Linked DNA regions of Homo sapiens: regions 2, 3, 4, 5 and 6 are each linked to region 1. A link is a contact called in ENCODE Hi-C or POLR2A ChIA-PET data. All regions are on one chromosome and are shown on one strand. The core of a region is the stretch at or near the end of the contact, and the rest is flanking DNA. Distances in the headings are between cores, read along the strand shown. Region 1 holds the start of HDGFL2 (HDGF like 2). Region 2 holds the start of UHRF1 (ubiquitin like with PHD and ring finger domains 1). Region 3 holds the start of ZBTB7A (zinc finger and BTB domain containing 7A). Region 4 holds the start of PLIN3 (perilipin 3). Region 5 holds the start of FEM1A (fem-1 homolog A). Region 6 holds the start of MIR7-3HG (MIR7-3 host gene).

Evidence for each region. Hi-C counts contacts between places; a loop is a spot of excess contacts on that map. ChIA-PET counts read pairs that join two places held with the same protein, here RNA polymerase II (POLR2A). Pooled maps may share reads with other maps.
Region 2: a loop to region 1 is called in a map with no recorded cell type, with 35 times the contacts of the local background. The contact joins the promoter of UHRF1 here to the promoter of HDGFL2 in region 1. A Hi-C loop is called at or near these places in 3 of 37 single-sample maps with no recorded cell type and 8 of 50 pooled maps. POLR2A ChIA-PET finds 5 or more read pairs at or near these places in 2 of 52 experiments (T-cell and activated T-cell).
Region 3: a loop to region 1 is called in a map of naive thymus-derived CD4-positive, alpha-beta T cell, with 26 times the contacts of the local background. The contact joins the promoter of ZBTB7A here to the promoter of HDGFL2 in region 1. A Hi-C loop is called at or near these places in 1 of 168 maps with a recorded cell type or tissue (naive thymus-derived CD4-positive, alpha-beta T cell), 10 of 37 single-sample maps with no recorded cell type and 14 of 50 pooled maps. POLR2A ChIA-PET finds 5 or more read pairs at or near these places in 2 of 52 experiments (HepG2 and activated naive CD4-positive, alpha-beta T cell).
Region 4: a map of B cell shows a loop between it and region 1 (12-fold over the local background). The contact joins the promoter of PLIN3 here to the promoter of HDGFL2 in region 1. A Hi-C loop is called at or near these places in 1 of 168 maps with a recorded cell type or tissue (B cell), 2 of 37 single-sample maps with no recorded cell type and 10 of 50 pooled maps.
Region 5: a map of CD4-positive, alpha-beta T cell shows a loop between it and region 1 (2.9-fold over the local background). The contact joins the promoter of FEM1A here to the promoter of HDGFL2 in region 1. A Hi-C loop is called at or near these places in 2 of 168 maps with a recorded cell type or tissue (CD4-positive, alpha-beta T cell and CD4-positive, alpha-beta memory T cell), 9 of 37 single-sample maps with no recorded cell type and 16 of 50 pooled maps. POLR2A ChIA-PET finds 5 or more read pairs at or near these places in 9 of 52 experiments (A673, BJ, CD4-positive, alpha-beta T cell and 6 more).
Region 6: a loop to region 1 is called in a pooled map, with 3 times the contacts of the local background. The contact joins the promoter of MIR7-3HG here to the promoter of HDGFL2 in region 1. A Hi-C loop is called at or near these places in 3 of 50 pooled maps. POLR2A ChIA-PET finds 5 or more read pairs at or near these places in 3 of 52 experiments (SK-N-SH and activated naive CD4-positive, alpha-beta T cell).

The regions. Positions count from the first base shown.
Region 1 is chr19:4,470,764-4,474,015 of GRCh38, reverse strand. HDGFL2 (HDGF like 2) reads right to left here and starts at 1,719. Exons shown (of 16, transcript NM_001001520.3): 1 at 1,594-1,719. The coding sequence starts at 1,665. RefSeq lists silencers at 1,524-1,583, 1,614-1,793 and enhancers at 2,294-2,643, 2,904-3,073.
Region 2 is chr19:4,907,780-4,911,031 of GRCh38, reverse strand. UHRF1 (ubiquitin like with PHD and ring finger domains 1) reads right to left here and starts at 1,531. Exons shown (of 17, transcript NM_001048201.3): 1 at 1,377-1,531; 2 at 1-156. The coding sequence starts at 146. It also overlaps a transcript of ARRDC5 not described here. RefSeq lists silencers at 673-1,192, 1,693-1,772 and an enhancer at 1,592-2,498.
Region 3 is chr19:4,065,366-4,068,617 of GRCh38, reverse strand. ZBTB7A (zinc finger and BTB domain containing 7A) reads left to right here and starts at 1,719. Exons shown (of 3, transcript NM_015898.4): 1 at 1,719-1,936. RefSeq lists silencers at 869-1,198, 1,259-1,368, 1,579-1,638, 1,679-1,728, 1,739-1,938 and 1 more.
Region 4 is chr19:4,866,136-4,869,387 of GRCh38, reverse strand. It overlaps PLIN3 (perilipin 3), which reads left to right and starts at 1,721. Exons shown (of 8, transcript NM_005817.5): 1 at 1,721-1,779. RefSeq lists a silencer at 1,564-1,743 and enhancers at 1,961-2,461, 2,404-2,753.
Region 5 is chr19:4,790,095-4,793,346 of GRCh38, reverse strand. FEM1A (fem-1 homolog A) reads right to left here and starts at 1,613. Exons shown (of 1, transcript NM_018708.3): 1 at 1-1,613. The coding sequence starts at 1,492. It overlaps LOC124904620 (a long non-coding RNA gene), which reads left to right and starts at 2,055. Exons shown (of 2, transcript XR_007067103.1): 1 at 2,055-2,149. RefSeq lists enhancers at 1-645, 933-992, 646-1,302, 1,523-1,792, 1,303-1,960.
Region 6 is chr19:4,767,341-4,770,592 of GRCh38, reverse strand. MIR7-3HG (MIR7-3 host gene) reads right to left here and starts at 1,488. Exons shown (of 3, transcript NR_027148.1): 1 at 1,242-1,488; 2 at 836-963. RefSeq lists a silencer at 762-1,056.

The DNA of each region.
Region 1 (3,252 bases), core at 470-2,969:
TATCCTTCAGGCCAGGACACCTGGGACTATCCAGGTCGTCGGGACCCCAGCTTCCACCAAAGGGGCATCCAAGGTCCCCTCGGCCAGCCCCCTTCCCTCAGAAGCGCTCCCACTCCCTGGGCCCGGGCCTGTCTCCATTTCAAGCATTGGGGTTGGACCACCCCACCCTCAAGTCCCTCCAAAACCAGCTTCTACATCCTCCTCCCCACAGGGGACCAATCCCCAGGGTCCCCCAACAGTCCCGATGCCAACTTCATTCTAAGGTCCAGTTCCCCGAGTCCCAGTGACCCCGTGAACAGAGCCCCGAGCCCCATTCCCCCACCCCCAGCCCCTCACTCAGAGGTCCCAGCTTCCCTTAGCCTTGACCCTCAACCTTCCCCCCTGACTGCCTCCTCCAACCCTGGACCCCTAGCACATGGCCCTCGGCCCCCCAGCCCCTCAAAACTGGGCTTCTCCAGGACCCACAAGGGAGTGCTTCAGCCCCCATATCTGACCCCAAATCTCAAGTTCCGCAGTTCTGCTCAAACTTGAACCTTGAGCCCTCAGGCCTGGGATCCCCAGGCCCTCAGGTGAGGGTCCCTCAGGTCCCAGACCCTCCCAGACACCCTGCGCACGGCTCCCTGAGGCACCCTGGACACCCCCAGACACACGAGGCGTGGCTCCCTCTGGGCCAGGGCAACCCCAGATCCCCATGGTGCAGCTCCCTCAGGCACAGAAGCCCCAGACCCCCAGAGCGCAGCTTCCTCAGGCCCAGGACCCCCAGACCATTGGCGCCGCAGCTCCTTCAGGCCCTGGACACCCCCCAGATCCCCACGGCGCAGCTCCCTCAGGTCCAGGACCGCCATTCCCCCAGAGTGAGAATTTATCAGGCCCCAGACCCCCAGGGCACCGCTTCCTCGGGCCCGGGACCCCCAGACCGTCGGCGCGCGGCTCTTTCAGGCCCCAAACACCCCCAAACCCCCAAGGTGCGACTCCCTCGGGCCCAGGATACCCCCAGACTCCCAGGGAGCGACTCTCTGAGCCCCAAAACCCTCATACACCAAGGGCGAGAGTCTCTCAGGCCGCAGACACCCTCAGAACCCCTAGGCGCGGCCCCCTGAGGCCCAGGGCCCCCAGACCCCGGGGCGCGGCTCCTGCAGGGCTTGGACACCCCCAGAACCCCAGGACGCAGCTCCCTGAGGCCGAGGACCCCCAGACCCCGGGAGGGGCTCCTGCAGGCCCAGACGGCGGGTCCTGCAGGATCCGAACACCACCAGACCACAAGAACGCGGCTCCCTGCAGCCCAGGACCCCCAGGCCCCGAGGGCGGGGCTCCCTGAGGCCCAGGATCCCTAGACCCCGGGGCGCGGCTCCGGCAGGCCCCGGACAACCCCAGACCCCTAGGGCGCAGCTCCCTGCGGCCCAGGACCCCCAGACCCCCAGGGCGGGGCCGCTGCGGGTCTCGGACACCCCCAGACCCCATGAACCCCAGACCCCCGGGGCGCAGCTCCTTCAGGCCCAGGACAACCCCGGCCCTCCAGTGCCCGCCTCCGGCCCGGGGCCCCCGCTGCCCCCCCCCCCCCCCCCACCGGCCCCATCTCCCGCGCGGCCTCACCCTGGCAGGCCAGTGAGGGTAGCCCTTCATCTTAGCGAACACCAAGTCCCCGGGCTTGAAGGCGTGTGGCATGCTGACGGCGAGAGGCCCAGGCCGCGGAAAGCGGCTGCAGCGGCGGTAGCGGCTGCGGCGGCGGCGGCGGCGGCAGCGGGAGGCGAAGCCGGGGGCGGGAGCGGGACGCCGAGGGGGCGGGGGAGGCTGTCTGGGCAGCCTGCCGACGCGCGCTTATTGGGCGTTGCGCCAACGGAAGTTCAGCCCTCCGGCCGTCACGGGCCGGCAAAGCCGTCGATCAGGACCACGTGCAGGGGACAGAGAAGGGAGGCGACCAATAAGAACAGAGGTTGGAGCACAGCAGTTAACGGGATTGGATAACGGACAGACCCAAGGGGCGTAACCCAGAGACTCTAATGGGAGGTTATGGGAGGTGAAAGGGAAAGGTGGGAGGAGACGAACAGACGCTCTAAGGGAGTGAAGGGGTGGAGCTTAAGGGAAAGAGGCAGGACATAGACCTCCACAAGAGAAGGGGATATAAGGAGGGCAGAACATTGGATACCGCAGAAAAGAAGGCCAATCACTTAACGCAATGGGCGGGTCATTGACAGCCTCTCCCGCTCAGGAGGAGAGGCTTAAAGTAGATATGCAAGCCATTGGATACCACAAGAGAAGCGCCTCAAGGTAGGGAGCAGGCATTGGCCATCACAAGAGGCGGGGCTTCAGCGGGAACGTCGGCCATTGGCTATCGAAAGAAGAGCGATACAACATAAAACAGGGACGGGCGATTGCCAGCTCGAGGAGGCGGGACTTAGAGGAAGGGGCAGGCTCCGGGGGAGCTCTTAGTATAAACAGCCACAAAATGCACAAAATAGTTATTTCTTCACTTAGTTAAAAACTTAACTGAGTACCTACTATATGCCAGGGCCCCAAAACGCCACACAGACCTATTCATTCATTCAAGAAAAATGTACTGAATACCGTGGGGCCGAGTCACTTGATTGTCCTGGGCTTCGCTCTCTGCACTTGGAAGATGGGGCCCATAATGATTGTGAGGACCCTGCTCTAGACTGAGCCCGGCAACAGGAAATACAGGAAGTATTAGAAGCTATAACTCGGCCGGACGCGATGGCTCACGGCTGTAACCCCGGCACTTTGAGAGGACGAAGCGGGCGGATCACGAGGTCAGGAGTTTGAGACCAAGCCTGGCCAACATGGTGAAACCCCGTCTCTACTAAAAATACAAAAATTAGCTGGGCGTGGTGGCACGCACCTATACCAGCTACTCAGGAAGCTGAGGCAGGAGAATCACTCGAACCCAGGAGCGGGGGGTTGCAGTAAGCCGAGATCGCGCCACTGCACTCCAGACTGGGTGACAGAGCAGAAAAAAAAAAGCTATAACTCTACCTTCCGGCAGGGCGTGGTGGCTCACGCCTGTAATCCCAGCACTTTGGGAGGCCGAGGTGGGTGGATCACGAGGTCAGGAGATCGAGACCATCCTGGCTAACATAGTGAAACCCCGTCTCGACTAAAAATACAAAAAAAATAGCTAGGCGTGGTGGCAGGCGCCTGTAGTCCCAGCTACTAGGGAGGCTGAGGCAGGAGAATGGCCTGACCCCGGGAGGCGGAGCTTGCAGTGAGCCGAGATCGTGCCACTGCACTCCAGCC
Region 2 (3,252 bases), core at 282-2,781, 440 kb before region 1:
CCCCTGTAGAACAGCCTCTGCAGGCCTGGCTCCACGTGGAACAGCTCCTGGATCTTCCGCCTCAGCTCCTCCACCTTGGTCAGCCTGGACAGCGAGTCCACCGTGTGGGTCTGCCTCCCGTCCATGGTCCGAACCTGGATCCACATGGTGTCGGCGCTGAGGGGAGGGACAGCAAAAACCCCCATCAGTTTTACCAGCACCTCTGAGCCATGCCATGCTCTAAGGAGTCGGGGTTGCTTTTGTCCGGCCTGTGGACACCAGGAAACTCCCAGGATGCCCTTCCAGTCCTCCTGTACAGCCAGACCCTGGCCAGGACCAGACACAACAAATTAAGCACTTAAGGCATTAACGACTAGCCAAGTGTTGAAGATTGAGGAGGAAGGAGAATGAAAAGAGGGAATTGAAAGAAAAGCAGAAGGTCCAACCCATCCCTCCTTCCCCACGACCAGAGGAGAAAGGAGGCCCGGGCCAAGTGGCCGAGTTGGTTCGTTTATTCATTCATTCATTGATTCATTCATTCCTCGGATTCCTATTTACGGAAGAGGGAATCCCAGAAGTCCAGCGCGGGCCGGAACTTCAGAAGTCCCGGGGGAACTCAACCAAGTGCCACTGAGAGGGAAAAACCCCACCCGAGATCCGCGGACCCCGGGACCCCTCGGTGCCCACGCCCCCCCTCCTTGCCGGCCCCCCCCGCGCGCGTGCGCGACCGGGCCCGCCCCGCGGTGGCCATGGTAACCGGCCGCCCCGTCCCGGCCACCCGCGAGCGCGCGCGCCCCGCGACTCACCTCGACCTCCAACCCCCGGCAGCTCGCGCCCCTCCAAACCCTGGACCCTCGGCGTCCCTCCCGCACTCCCACTGGCCCGCGCGGGTCGCGCCAGCGAGCCCACGCCCACCCCCGCCGCCGGGACTACAGAGGGGGCCCCCGCTCGTCAAGTCCCGCCCCCCTTCACTTGAGCCGCCTCTTATTGGCTCCGCAGCACCCGGCCGCCCCGCCCCGCTCGCTCCCCATTGGCCCAGATGCTCCCGGGGAACTCAGGGCGCGCGAAATCGGGCTCGGGCGCGACAATTGAATCGCGGGGCGCCCCGCGCGCAGGCGCGGAGCCTGACATCCTCCCCGGCGGCTCGCCAGGCCCTCCCCCACCCGGCGCGCTCGACCCCCCGCCGGGCTCCGGGGACGCAGCGCTGGTCCCGGCTCCAGCCGGATGTGTGCCGGGGAACGATTCCCGAGGGTTAGGTGGAAGGGGAGGCCCTGGATCCCGGGACAGAGTGCGGGACATGCGTGCGCCCGGGCTGGCCGCGCGGGAAAGTTTTGCAAAGTTCCCGAGCCCCGTGCGCCCGGCCCGGGCTGGCACCCCGACCCGGCCCGCCCGCTCACCTCTCCGGTCGCCGCGAACAGCTTGTCTGCCTGCGCGCGTGGCCCGGCTGGGGATGGCGATGAAACCGCGTGCGTGGCCCGGACCCCGCGCGGACTTGCGTGCGACCCGGAGCGCCCGCTCGGCAAACGCTGCCCGCCGCGCTGCCAGCTGCTCTGATTTTTTTCCCGCGAAAACTCGGCATTTGGGAGTTGCGGGGCCGCAGGAGGCCGTGCCGGGGGCGGGCGCCTGCCTCCTGATTGGCCGACGCAGTGGCGGGAAGCGAGAAAGAGGGTGGGGGGCGCCCCCGCCTCTGTCCACGGCGCCTCCGCCTAGTGGGCCACGGCTCCGCCCAGCCCTGCGCGCTCTGCTGGGCGCGCCCAGCGTGCAAAGGGGCTGCGTGGCAGGGCCTGGTCACCCCCCGCACGTGGACACCCCAGGAGCCTTGGGGACCCCCAGGGTACAGACCCCCTGAACTCTTAAGTCCAAGTCCGTTCGCAGCCCCCCACTCGCACGCATTGACCAGTAGGTCTAAGAAGGCCGGAATCAATGTGTAAATACTGCGAGGGAATGTGGGGGGCCCCTAGGAGACCACCTGCACCCTGATGGCTCGCCCGATCGCCCCAAGCCCCACTGCCTGGCGTCAGGGCCTGCCAGGGCTCCCCACTCTACCCACCCGCAGGGCTTGTTTGCTGTCTTTTCCCGCCTCGTTTTCCCGCCTTCTCCAGGCTGTCCAGGCGGGCAGGGCTGCCCTGCCCCCTCCGCCCTGTCTGTTCCACTCTGACCAGTCCTGGCGGGCACAGGAGTGACCTGTGCTGGGCACCTACAAAGCAGCCGGACAGGTTGCTCAGAGCTGCAGAACCCAGCGGTGTACATGGCAGACCCAGTTGGTGGTCTCAGGGAGGGAAAATTCCTATCTGGGGGAGACAGGCAAGAAATGAATAACTAAAGCAGATAATTTCAGATGATTCCTTATAGGAGAGTGACCAGCAGCCATGTGGTGGGAGGCGGGGAGAGAGGATACTCTCTCACTGGGGCCACTGCGGTGGGCCTCTCAGAGAAGATGACATTTGAGCTGGAATCGGAGATGAGACTCCAAGGACAGATGGGTCTAGGAGGGAAAGTCAAACCCAGAGGCCGGAAAAGGCTTAGAGGTGTCCAGGGAGCAGGAAGGGGCTGGTGTGGTTGGGGCCCACTGAGCAAAGGGGAGGGGGAGTTGAGGTCAGAGGGGTGATATATAATACCTTGAAGGCCACCGGGGAGGACTTTGGTCTTTCCCTTGAGAGCTGTGAGCAGAAAAATGTTGAGTTCCCACTTAGCTTTTTACAGTTTCTTCGTCACTCTATTAAGTCTCCTCTATCTGGTCAGTGGGACTTCTGCTATGTCCCTAATATAGGAGACAGATCATGGCCCCCGAAGATATGCGTCTCTAGACCCCCACGTCCTCGCCCCCAGGATCTGTGAATACAGTGCCTTACACAGCTAAAAGGACTTTGCAACTTTGCAGGTGTGATTCAGTTAATGATTTTGAGTTGGGGAGCGTCTCCTGGGTGATCCAGGTGGGCACAATGTCCTTAAAAGGTCCTAATAAGTGAAAAAGGGATACAAAAGGTCAAAGTCAAAGGAGATGGGAAAGTGGAAGCAGGCTTTACAATGATCAGGCCAAGGGCCGGGCGCGTTGGCTCACACCTGTAATCCCAGCACTTTGGGAGGCCGAGGCAGGCAGATCACCTGAGGTCAGGAGTTCGAGACCAGCCTGACTAACATGGAGAAACCCCGTTTCTACTAAAAACACAAAATTAGCCTGGCGTGGTGGCACATGTCTGTAATCCCAGCTACTCGGGAGGCTGAGGCAGGAGAATCGCTTGAACCCAGGAGGCAGAGGTTGTGGTGAGCCAA
Region 3 (3,252 bases), core at 470-2,969, 410 kb after region 1:
CACAACAGTGGGATCTGGGAAGAATCGTGCTTCAGCGTGGCCTCCTGGTCCCGAGGCTGATGGCCGGTGGTTGAAGGAAGAAGGATTTCTATCCCAGGCAGGGTCCTTGGAGCAAAGTCCCTGGATGACACCCTCGCCCTAGATCCACGCGGCCCCTCCCTGGGTCCCTTCCCACCTACCCGGCTGGTTTCAGGCTGCGAGTCCTGAGACAGTCCACTTCCCCTCCGGGGGGCCCTCCCGGGTTTCCCCTCGTAGCCAGATTATTATTACAAAAGCCAATCCAACCCGTTTGGGTGTTGAAAGGCGCTTTTAATAAATTGTGCGAAGAAGCCATAAACTGTGTCTCTCGCAGGAGAGGCTTTGAAGTCAGAGGACAGGCTGGGTACACTACACCCAGGCCGGTGGTGGTTCCCGCTGTCAGGTGGTGTTGGTACTAAGAATGCCAGATAATAATAAAACATAATAATGACCCTGGGATTAGGTGTTAGAATGAAGGCACAGTGAGCCCCGGAACAGGGTCACCCACTGGATAAGCGCTCACTAAACGGCAGCTAAAGCAGCTGTCAGTACTCTCTCTGTCTGGAGGAATGAGGAAGGGGAAACTGAGTCCTGGAGCCCTCCCCCCCCCCCCCAGGCGCGCGGTCGCACCAGCCAGCCCTCCCCGGGCCGGGCCAGGACGTTCTCACCACTCGTGCCCTGCTCCCCCTTCCCTGTCCCCCGCCGGACCTCTCCCACGACCGGGGAGGAAGTGGGAGAAACGGACAGGGGAAAAAAAAAAGTCGCGCTGAACCAACGCCTCCCCACTCCCCACCTCCGCCCCTCGCGAGCCATGCAGACCCCCTTGTGCCAAGGAGCGGCCCGCGCGGACCAGGCGTCCAGGGCCCGGTCCCCGTCCCGCCCCGCGGCCCGCAGCCGGGTGGGGGAACTCGCGAAGCCGGGAAAACAACCGCCCTCCCCGCCCCTCGCCAACCCCTTCCCCCGCTGACGCCCCTAGCGCAGCGGGGTGGAGGCGACTCCTTTATATAATCGCGGGAGGGCAGGTTGGTGGTTTCATTTAGGGACCCGGGAGCCCCGCGGACCCGGGCTGTCCTTGGCAAGGCCACCCCCCGGGGTCCCTGGCGCGGCAAGTCCCACTGAGGCCCGGGGAGGCCCAGGGCCTGGCCTTGCGGGGGGATCCCCACCGCCTCACCCCCAACCCACCCCCGGCAGCCCAGGCCGCGCGACCCACACGCCCGCGTCGCTCCTCGCTGTGCGCACCGCGCTCCCCGCCCCCGCTGCCATCCTGCCACGCCCCGGGCGTCGGGGGCACAGCCCGCGCCCCCCCGCACCCCGCCCCTGCGCAGAGGCTGGGGGCCTGTTTATCTGGAGGCCCCCACCCCCCCTCCACCCCGGGGGGCCCGCTCCCCCCGCGCCCCGGGGAGCTCTGGGGCCAGATAAGCTGGCAAGCTGGCACGGCGCCGCGCGGCGGGGCGGAGAGGTCAGAGGCGGGGGGGCGCGCCGGGGCGGGCCGGACCCCCCCCCCCGACTTGACAAAACCTAATAACAGCCCGGTCTCCCCGGCGCAGCGGGCGAAGCCCCACGGGAGGGCAGAGACGTGGCAAGAGGGGACCTGCCGAGCCTGTTCTGGCCTCCGAGGCCAGGCTGGGGGGGGCGGGCTGGGCGTGGGGGGGCCGGCGGCTGCGGCACCTTTAAGACAAGGGAGGACCCCTCTTGCCCTCGGAGAAACCAGGAAGGGAGTCGCGAGCATCATACGGGGCTTTGGCTGTACTGTACAGTTACTGTAGGGGCAGTGACGCCGCCGCCGCCGCGCGAGGGAGCGACCAGGGCAGCGCGACGCGGGCAGAGCGAGCGCCGCGGACCCCGGAGGCGAGCGGCCGAGGGAGCCCAGTCCCAACTTCGGGCCCCGGCCCCGCGCGCCCCGGCCCGGCCCCGCGAGGTAAGTCAGCGCCCGGCGCGGCCCCCGGCACGGGGTGCAGGGCGGGGACGGGCGGGGGTCGCTGCGGCCACCGCTGCCCCCTCGGGAAGGGGAGATCCGGGGAGCCGGGGACGTTCCCCCAAGTTTCAGAGGAAGGGGTGGTTGGCAGCTGCCCGGAGGCTGGAGGCGCCCTGGATCCCGAGCGCGGGGAGGGGGCGCCGCCCGGGAAGGGGGGATTGGGGGCTAAGTGCATGAGCTTGTGCGCCAGCCCCCCCCAACCCGGGTGCATGGCTTTTCGGGGCTCCCAGGCGCGCGGGGAGCGGGGGAGGGGAAGCAGGGCTGCATTGAGGGTGGGGGGAGCCGGCGTGGGGAGATAGGGGGGCGCGTCGCCTGCTAAGTTTCCAGCTGAAGACGAGGGGCGCTCTCGCCCCCCGGGGGCCTATTCGGTGCTGCGTGCATACGTTGGAGTTGGCCAGGATTGAGCTCCATGGGGGATGGGGGGGAGGGGGCTGAAAAAACAGGGAGGGGGGCTTCGGAAAGGAGGGGGAAGGGGTGGGGTGTCCGGGTGGGCGGGCAGGGCCGCAGGGACCTCTGGGCTTCGTAGTCCCTCCGCCGTTTGCAGCCGGCAGGTGGCAAGCGGCTTGGACTACAAGTCCCAGGGTGCCCCGCGCCGACAGCCCGCCGCGGCCTGCGGGTAGGGGCGGTGCGGAGGAGGGGCGGTGAGCGGCGGGCCGGAGAGCCAATGGGCGCGGGCCGATCGCGCGGCGCGGCGCGGGGGCGGGGCCAGCCCGCCAGGGGGCGGGGCCTGGAGCCGGGCTCCCCTCGCCGGGGGCCGGTGGCGGTCCCGGCTTCCGGCTGCGCGGCCCGCGGGCCGGCCCCCTCCCCGCCCCGGGGCCCCTCCCCGCCTGGTTGTGTAACCGTCCCCAGCCCCCCTCCCCTCGGCCCCCCGCCCGTGGGGGGGGGGTCACCCTCCCCGCGCTCCCCGGGGAGGGCGGCGGCCCGGGCGGCCGCGCGGTGCAGGCGAGCCCGGGGATGCGCGGCCTAGCGCAGGCCGGGCCCGGGCGTGGGGGAGGCGGGCGGGCGGACCCAGATCCGGGGTAATTTGCATCGCCCTCCCCCCAGCCCGGGTGGGGATTGGCCGCCGGCGGCGGGGGGTGGCGCGGGGCCAGGCTCACTGCCGCCTCCCGGCCCCTCGGAGGGAGCCAGCCCAGCCGCAGCCGCCGCCACCGCCGCCGCCGGGGCCGGGCCCCCTCGCCGCTGCCCCGGGAAGGAGGTAGGAGCCCCCCGCGCGGGCGAGGCGGCGGGGGACCGCGGGCCGGGCGGGGGCCGCGCGCTGC
Region 4 (3,252 bases), core at 472-2,971, 400 kb before region 1:
GCCAATATGGTTAGTCCTCGTCTCTACTAAAAATACAAAAATTAGCTGGGTGTGGTGGCGCGCGCCTGTAATCCCAGCTACTTGGGAGGCTGAGGCAGGAGAACCGCTTGAACCCGGGAGGTGGAGGTTGTAGTGAGTCGAGATCGCGCCATTGCACTCCAGCCTGGGAGACAGAGCGAGACTCTGCCTCAAAAAAAAAAAAAAAATTTAAACATTCAGCTTCTCACTGTGCATTAGCCACGTGGTGCTTTTGGCTACAATGTTGGATGGCACACAATTCTAGAATTGCAGAAAGTTCTATTGGACAGTGCTAGCATAGACCCTGTCCCCACTCACCCCCCCAAAAAAATGCAGTCACAGACACCCAATTTTTCCCATGTTCTTTCTAAAGCTACCAGAAGCTTCATTCTATTCAAATAATTTGGCAGAGGTGGCAAACTGGTGGCCCCTGGGCTGGACAAAGCCCCAGTTGGGTTTCATTTGGTCCAATTGTTCCCTAACAGGCAGGACATGTCTACAGCTTGAACTTCCTGTGGATCTGTGACTCTCCAGGTGGGTCTCCCATAGGGCACTGCTCTCCCCTGCCCCTCTAAGCAGGGCATCACTGCCACCTCCTCAGCAGAAATATTCACCTCCTCCCTGGACCATCTGAGATTGAGACCTTGGTTTATAGACCAAGAGGATAAATAATTTGGGAGGTGGAGAGGGGCGGGGTAAAATCCAAGTGGGGGCAGCTTCAGGAAAAGGTTGATCCAGCAGTCACAGAGCCTGGAGCCTGACCCCTCCATTGCCCCTGGCTGACCCTCTCCAGGCCTCAGTTTCCTTCTCTGCAAAATAGGGATGATTAAAAAGACAATACAGTGCTGGGAGGATGAAGTGGTCTGATGTTGGGCAGATCAGGCCGGAGGCTGGACAAGTTCCCGTGGTGGTTCAAGTCACTCATATAGCTGGGTTGGGCCGGGTGCGGTGGCTCATACCTGTGATCCCAGCAATTTGGGAGGCCCAAGCGGGCAGATCACTTGAGGTCAGGAGTTCAAGACCAACATGGTGAAACCCCGTCTCTGCTAAAAATACAAAAAATTAGCCGGGCGTGGTGGCACGTGTCTGTAATCCCAGCTACTCAGGAGGCTGAGGCAGGAGAATCGCTTGAATCCAGGAGGTGGAGGCTGCAGTGAGCCAAGGTCGCGTCACTGCACTCCAGCCTTAGCGACAGAGCGAGACTGTGTCTCAAAAAAAAAAAAAAAGTGTGTGTGTGTGTGTGTGTGTGTGTGTGTACATATAGCTGAGTCGGAGCCCATGGTGGAGGGCGTGGCCCCTGACGCGCTGGCGAGGGTCACCCTGCAACTCTCCCAGGGTTCTCGCAGCCTCAGTTTGGCCATAGGGGAAATGGGCGACCTGGGGAATCCCAGCACCTGTGCGGCGCCCCCGATCGCACTCACCTCCCAGGGCCAACTTCACAGGGTCCCCAGCTGCGGAGCGGGGGTCCCGTGGCTGGGACAGGCGTGGTCCAAGAGTGCTCCCTCCCCTTCAGGGGCAGGGCGTGGAGTCCTTCCCGGACTTCATGACTTGGCGAGGGGCGGGGCCTAGTGGAGGCGGGGCAGGGAGGAGAGGGGCGGGCCTGGCGCGGGCAATCCCTCAACCTGATTGGTCCCCTCGCCCGTCACTCCAGTGCGCCCCCAACCTACCACGCAGTAAAAGCCACCCCCGCCTCGGCCCGGACGGTTTCCAAGCTGGTTTTGAAGTCGCGGCAGCTGTTCCTGGGACGTCCGGTTGACCGCGGTGAGTGGCGGGGGCGTCTCAGTTGAGCTGGGGGGCGGTGTCCATGGAGTCCTGGGGCACCCCAGGGGCCGGAGGGGTCGGGGAGGGCCTTTCTCGGGGTGGGATTTGCTGGACTCTGCGGCCTGGGGAGGGGTCTTCAGCCCAGGCTGGTCACCCCTCCCCCCAGAAAAATCCAACTTCTGCAACGAAGCTCAGACTTTGAAACCCTCTTCTCACTTCCTGGGACTTTTGAGGGGCGAAAGAGCCCCGTAGAAGGGGTGATATTGAAGGGGGTGGGCTAAATACCGCCCCCCGCCCACCAGGTTTTCTCTAAATTTTGAACAGTTTGCTTTTGGAAACGCCATTTGCAGGCAAGTTTCCTCCTGCGGGCAGAATCTCCGCCCTCCCTTCTGGGGTTTTCAGAGACACCCCCCGCCACCGCAAAGCCCCCTCCCCTACAGATGGTTTTGCCACGGGTGGGGGTGGGGGTTGCCCCAGCTCCTGGCGCCCCCAACTGATTCTGGGGAGGTCTTGGGCAAAGCCTGCCCACTTCCCTCGGGTGGGCGTGGCGACGAGGTGGCTTAAAAGTAGGAAGGCCTATCCGTTAACTGCTTTGGGGTTCTTGTCCCGGCTAGGCCTGGCAGTGGGACCTGGGGCCCTTGGAATTTTGGAAGTCCAGTCTTAGCATGCTCTGAAGTTGCTGGATGGCTGGGTCTGGCCTGGAGCTCCCCTTCTGGAGCCAGCGGCAAGGCAGGTCACTGACCCCCAGGGGTTTCATAGGGTGTTGACATCTGCCATGGCCACCCTTGCTTAAACCAGTTCCAGGAAGTCATGGTGGACAGAGGGGACGGGAGGAAGCTGCCTGAGTCCTAAGTGGGACTTGAGAATCGGTCGAGGCCAGGAGTTTGATGCCTGCCTACCTGGCCCCCTGCCCAGGTGAGCTCAGGCTCCAAAGGAGGTGAGGAGAAGCACAGATTTAGGCAATGATCACTGGGAGGTAGGTATGTCTTCTCACCTGACTTCCCAGTTGGGGGACTTTTGTACCTAGCAGGAAGCTGGTTCCTGGCTGGCTTTACCCCTTTGTCCGTGGAAGCCAGAGTGCGGTGAGATAGTTTATGGAGCACTTACTATGTGCCGGGCACGGATCTGAGCTTCCCCGGAGCAGCGTCTCCTCCAGTCCACAGGGACTCCAGGCTCTTGTGAAACACTTATACACATTTCACAGATGTGGCAAGCAAGACTCCTAGGGGATGCTGCCTTCCCAAACTCCTATTCCTAGTGAGTTGCCAAGCTGGGATTAGAACCCATTCTGGGCTGGGCAGGATGACTCACGCCTATAATCCCAGCACTTTGGGAGGCTGAGGTGGGCGGATCATTTGAGGTCAGGAGTTGGAGAACAGCCTGGCCAACATGGTGAAACCCCACCTCTACTAAAAATATAAAAATTAGCCGGACGTGGTGGCGGGCACCTGTATTCCCAGATACTCTGGAGGC
Region 5 (3,252 bases), core at 364-2,863, 320 kb before region 1:
TGATGGCCAGCGCCTTGGTGAACTGGGCTGAGTCTCCGGGCTCCCTGGGCAGCTGCAGGGCCCGTTCCACTTCCCGGACCCCTTTGGTGAGAACCCCCATGAGGTCTGCAAAGCCGATCTGGGTGCCCAGGCTGCCTTTGGCGGCCCGGTCCTGAAGCACGTAGGAGAAGAGTTCCGCGAAGGAGAGGAAGCTGCTGGCGGTCATGGGGCTCAGAGGCTCCAGGTTGCTCTGTTGCATGTCCAGGGCGTACTTCCACAAGCGGATGCAGCGCTCGAAATTGCCCGAGTCGGCGTACACGGCACCCCTGTAACGGATGTAATAGGAAGTGTCCGGGTGCGAGGGACCGAGGATGCGCTCCCGGATCAACAGGGCCTGCATGCGCATCTCATCCGGGTCGGTGATCAGCGCCTCCAGCTCCTCGGTGGTGTTGACCTCCCTGGAATAGTCATAGGCCAGGACCAGCTGTGGGGGCTCCGGTTTGGGCAGGTACTCGCCCCCCTGGTGACGCAGCTCCATGGCCCGCCTCCAGTGTTTAAGGGCCCCAAGCAGATCTCGTTTCTTATCCACATACGTAGCTCCCAGCAATTCCAAGGCTTCCACGGCAGCTTCCCGGCTGGTGGGACAGCAGCTTTCGTAAGATTCCCCGTTCAGTGGTTCCTCTGGGGAGGAGCTGCAGCACGGAGCCCCCTGAGGCTGCGCACACCCCTGGCTGGTGGAGGGGTCTTCTTGGGGCAGCCCAGGCTGAGCCTCTCCCCCTGCGACCTGCTCCTGGCCGGGCTGCTCCTGGATGAGGTACTCCACGATGTTGGTGTGGCCCGTCACGCTGGCCGCGAGCAGCGGGGTCATGCCGTAGCCGTCACGTTCCATGCGGGCCTTGCACCCCAGCAGCAGCTGCAGGATCTCCAGGCTGCCGGACTCGGCGCAGTCATGCAGGGCCGTGTTGCCCTTGGCGCTGCGCCGGTTCACCTGGGCGCCCTGCTCCAGCAGGTAGCGGGCGATCTCACGGTGGCCCTTGTAGCACGAGATCATGAGGCACGTGTGGCCGTGCCGGTTGGCCACCTCCAGGTCGGCCTGGTGCTCGCCGACCAGGTAGCGCACCACCTCCAGGTGGCCGTCGAAGCAGGCGGCGCGGAGAGGCGTGGAGTTGGTGCGCGTGGTGCGGTTCACCGAGGCCCCGCGGCGCAGCAGGCTCCGCACCACGTCCAGGTGGCCGGCTGCGGAGGCGGCCCACAGCGGCGGCGCGCCCTCGATGGTCTCGCCATCGAAGTGCACCGAGCCACCGGCCTCCACGCTCGCGCCGCACCGGTCCACCAGGTACTCCACCACGTCCAGGTGGCCGTAGCGGGCGGCGATGAGTAGCGGCGTTCCCCCGCCGGCCACCTCGCCCGTCAGCTCGTCCAGTTCCTCCCGGCTCCGGCCGCTGAGCAGCTTCTGGAGCAGCTGCAGCTTGCCATCACGGGCGGCGTTGTACACGGCGGTGCGGAGGTCCATGGTTCGGGCCTCCGCCAGGCCATGGGCCGGCCGCCGGGGGACGGGGAGACGGAGGATCAGAGCCCGGACGGGCGGGAGGCAACCTTCACCGTCCCCCTCGCCGCCATCTTAGGGTCTCCTCGGGCGGAACAAAATGGCTGCCGCGACCCGACGGATGGCAGCACGCCGGGAAATGGAGTCCTTTGCGCGGGCCCACTCCATAGAACAGAAAAGGAATCTTGGGGGCTCAAGACTACACTTCCCCAAAGGCCACAGGACAGCCCCTGAGAGCTGTGAGCGCGCGGCATGGTGGGAATTGGCGTTCCAGTCGCAGCGCATGGCATCGGAAGCTAGCAATTTGAGGACTACAATTCCCGTCATGCAGCGTCACACGACCTAGCTTGTGGGAACCGGCGAAATTTGGTGACGTACTTCCCGTGGCTATCTCTGCGTCAGAGCGTATAGAAAAAGCAGGCGCGATACCCTTAAGGACTACATTTCCCAAAAGGGATCACGAGCGACTCTGAGCCAATCAGGACCGAGACCGAAGGCTAAAAGCGACTAGAGGGGACGCGTCTGTTTTGGGCTTGGAGCACGGGCAAGCGGCCCACCGGCAGGGGGCGCCCGGAGGAGGCCGAAAAGCTGGACGGGGCGAAAACGTTTTGAGCTGGGAGAACGGTAAAAAATGACGCGCTCACTTCTTATTCTCACATTCATATATTCATTTATTCATTTACATACATTTATGTATATTCTAGTATGTGTCAGAATTTCCTTCTTTTATTTACGTATTTATTTTTATTTATTTCTTTCAATAACTTTGTGGGGTTTTTTGGTTTTGGTTTTTGTTTTTGAGACAGCGTCTCGCTCTTGTTGCCTAGGCTGGAGGGCAATGCCGCAATCTCGGCTCACTGCAACCTCTGCCTCCCGGGTTCAAGTGATTCTCGTGCCTCAGCCTCCCGAGTAGCTGGGACTACAGACATCCACCACCACGCCCGGCTAATTTTTGTATTTTTGGTAGAGACGGGTTTCGCCATGTTGGCCAGGATGGTCTCGAACTCCTGACCTTGGGAGATCCGCCCGCCTCAGCCTCCCAAAGTGCTAGAATTACAGGCGTGAGCCACTATGCCCGGCCTGACGTGCTGACTTCAATTCCTTTGGATAAAGACCCAGAAGTGGGATTCCTGGATCACCTGGTAGTTTTATTTTTAAATTTTTCTTTGGAACTTCCATACCATTTTCTATAATGGCTATACTAATTAAAATTACCATCAGTAGTGTATAAGTGTTCTCTTCAAATCCTTGCCAACGTTTGTTACCTTTCGTCTTTTTGATGATAGCTATTCTAGCAGTTGTAAGGTGATCCATTCCCTGGCATTTTTTGACAACAATGAATTATATTATGAAAAAGAAATCTTTGGTGACCCGAATTCTTTATTTTTAAAGTTTATTCGAGGTGTAATATATATACAATAAAATGCATTTTTAATAAAGAGGACAGGTTTGGCCGGGCAAGGTGACTCACACCTGTAATCTCAGCACTTTGGGAGGCTGAGGTGGGAGGATTGCTTGAACCCAGGAATTCGAGACCAGCCTGGGAAACATAGCACATCTCTACAAAAATAGAAAAATTAGCCGGGCGTGGTAGCGTGCACCTGTTGTCTCAGCTACTCGGGAGGCTGAAGTGGGAGGATCGCTTGAACCTAGGAGGTCAAGGCTGCAGTGAGCCGTGATTGCACCATTGTACTTCAGCCTGGGTGACAGAGGGAGACCCTGTCTCT
Region 6 (3,252 bases), core at 239-2,738, 300 kb before region 1:
AGTTTCCTGCCTCTGTGCTGCCTCCCTGTTTTCCATTCCCGGTTCTCCTGGAGAGAAGCAGGGTCTGATCTCCAAGGGCCCACCTCCCACCCAGGCACGTCAGAGACATGGGATTTGGAGTTGGACTGGTGGGGTTGACTTACAGCTTCACTTGTGGGCTGAGAGTCCCTGCGTGGGTTATTTTTCTGCCTTTCTCAGGGCCTTGGGTTCCCCAAATGTCACATGGGCACAGTAACACCCATGTCCTAGGGTTGAAGATGGCATGATATGATGTATGTAAAATGCTTGGCACAAGGTTTCTCACCGAAGTCTGGAAGAGACACCATAATGTCATCTTAGCAGGCAGCTGTTACCCCAGTGAGGTATCTTACCTGTTGAAAATTCCGGACTTGGGCCAGGCGCAGTGACTCACGCCTGTAATCCTAGCACTTTGGGAGGCTGAGGTGGACGGATGAAGAGGTCAAGAGTTTGAGACCAGCCTGGCCAACATGGTGAAACCCCGTCTCTACTAAGAATACAAAAATTAGCCGGGAGTGGTGGCATGTGCCTGTAATCCCAGATACTCGGGAGGCTGAGGCAGGAGAATCCCTTGAACCCAGGAGGCAGAGGTTGCAGTGAGCCGAGATCGTGCCACTGCACTCCAGCCTGGGCGACAGAGCAAGACTCCGTCTCGAAAAAAAAAGAAAATTGCAGACTTCTGTGTGTGCTTATCTGGAAAATACTTTGTTTAAAAATCCATTACATGAGGTGCAGGTCTCCAGAAATGCCAGGCACCTCAGACCACCCTCTCTCGTCCTCCCCCTGCAAAATCAGGGTCAAAGGGCTCTCCCGTTACCTGGAGGAGCTGTCCAGGGTTCTGGAGACGAAACGGAGCCCGCTGGGAACTGTCCTGAGCCCCGGTGCTGAAACAGATCGCGGTTCTCTTCTCGGACCTCCCGAGAGGCGCTGTCCGGATATTTGGTGCTGAAATAAATAGCATTCTCCTCCTTCGGTCGGTGGAGAGCTGTCCCTCGTGCTGAAGAAAACTTGATTTTCCTCTCTCTTTCCCCGTTCCCCCACCCCTCTTCGTTCTCGGTTCCTCCGATTCTTGGGAAACCCCACCCCCACTCAATTTATTTCCCCTCCTAGCTTCTTCCTGGGGAGCTTCAGAATGGCAATGGGGTGGCGGGGGGGAGACACAGAGGGGTCGCAACTAGCACTGATACCTGCTCCTCACCCTGTACCATGTCCCCAGAACTTACCTCCCAAGCAGTCAGCCCTGCTGGTCTCTGCTTTCCAGACCGTCAAACTTCGCCGTCTCTGTCCCTTTCTGGGAAAATGTCCATGCGCCAACCTGCAAACCAGCCTCATTCCCGGCATCCCACGTCCCTCAGACCACCCCTCCTCCCACGCAGCTGCGGGCCTCCCCCTCTGTGTGCCTCACCTGCTTCCAGTCTTGTTGGCAGATGCAGGTGTCCCGTGGCTGCCGAGGCGGGGACCTGCGCTTTTATAGGCTTCAGGGAAGGCGGAGCGCCAGGAATCCTGGGAGGGGCTTCCCCAACTGGCCAATGGGATTCCGCCTCAGAATGAAGCTCCAAAGATTACCTCATAGGTTGTGGCCCACGCTTCAGAATAAAAGTCTGGCATCTGCCCAAAAACTGGGCTAGGGGATTTTTTCGGATGGGGAAGGAGCATTCATTGTGGACCATGGAGTCTCCCCACTCTCTCCAATCCCCTCCTGGGTTCCTGAGCTCCAAGTTCGTTCAGGTGTCCTGGCTGGTACCTGTTTCTTCCCATTCCCAATTTTTGCTATTGCTCCTGGTTCAGGAAAGAAAAAGCTGGTAAACTGTTTTGGGAAAAAATAAGGGATGTGGAGAATATTAAAGTCCAGTTCCACCTAGGGCAACTGACGTCTGTGAAAATGGAGGGCTCAGAAGACTCTGGGGCAGAGGTGGGACTTAAGCCTGAAGCTTTTGATTCCTTAACTCAAAACCCAATTTATAAAATTCAGCTTATTGTAGTGCTATACTGGGCAGGCTCTGAACCAAAAAACGAAGAAACTGGGGTTCAAGTTCAGATTTTTCTTCTCCTTCCTTTGGGACATTGGGCACAGTTGTGCCTCAGTTTTTGCAACTGTGAAGTAGTGATAATAGTAGAGTATTTGCTGAGGAACTAATGATATGGTGTGGATTGCATGTTAGAAATAATCAGGGCAGGGGCTAATGTGAGTTGGGTGAGGCACCAGCCTCAGGTGCAAAACTTAAAGGGGCACCAAAAAACTCAATAATCAAGGTAAATAATATTTCAGGCCAGGTGCAATGGCTCATGCTTGTAATCTGAGCACTTTGGGAGGCCAAGGTGGGAGGATCACTTGAGGCCAGGATTTCAAGATGAGCCTGGGCAACATAGTGAGACCCCGTTTCTGAGAGAGAAAGAGGGAGAGAGGGAGAGAGAAAGAGAGAAACAGAGAGAGAGAGAGAGAGAGAGAGAGAGAATGGCACCTGTGGTCTCAGCTACTTGGGAGGCTGAGGTGAGAGGATCACTTGAGGCCAGGAGGTCGAAGCTGCAGTGAGTTATGATTGCACCACTGCACTCCAGCCTAGGTGACAGAGCAAGACCCTGTCTCAAAAAAAAATCGATGCAATGTTTTAAGAAATCAAAATGTATGCCAAAATCCACAATGAACAAAATATCAAAAATGTAAATAAAGGCAGAACCAGCCTTTCTGACTTTTCCTTTTGCCTGAGGTCCCAATATGGCTTGGCATGGCACTAGCAATCATGTCTGTTTACGGTAAGTTTTCTAATAATGCAGCTGTTATTCTTTCCTGATCTATTCCACCCATTTATTTGCTCAACAAACTTGTTGTACTAGGCACTGGAGATACATACATGAATTCAGCAACCAACCTTGCCTTTAGGGAGGGTAAAGACATGAAAACTCTGCTCACATGTTGGTATGGGCATTGGGTTGAAGGAACAGTCAGTGTAAGGGCCCTGGTGGGGGTGGGGGAAAGAACAGGCCCTGGGGGGTGAGCAAGCATAGAAGGGACAGTTAGGATATAAATCAGGGACAGCTGTACAGGACCTGATCATTCAGGCCAGGACAAAAGTGAAGTTCCTCAGGTTGCACAGGAAGACCTGCCACCCTTTCTCTCTCCCCTTCCCTAAGCTTTTACTCTGTGCCAGGGTCAGTGCCAGACATTCTACCTGCTGAGTGATCTGAAGGCCTCAGGGCAGCCCCATGAGATAGATCCCAGCCAGGTGCGTTGAC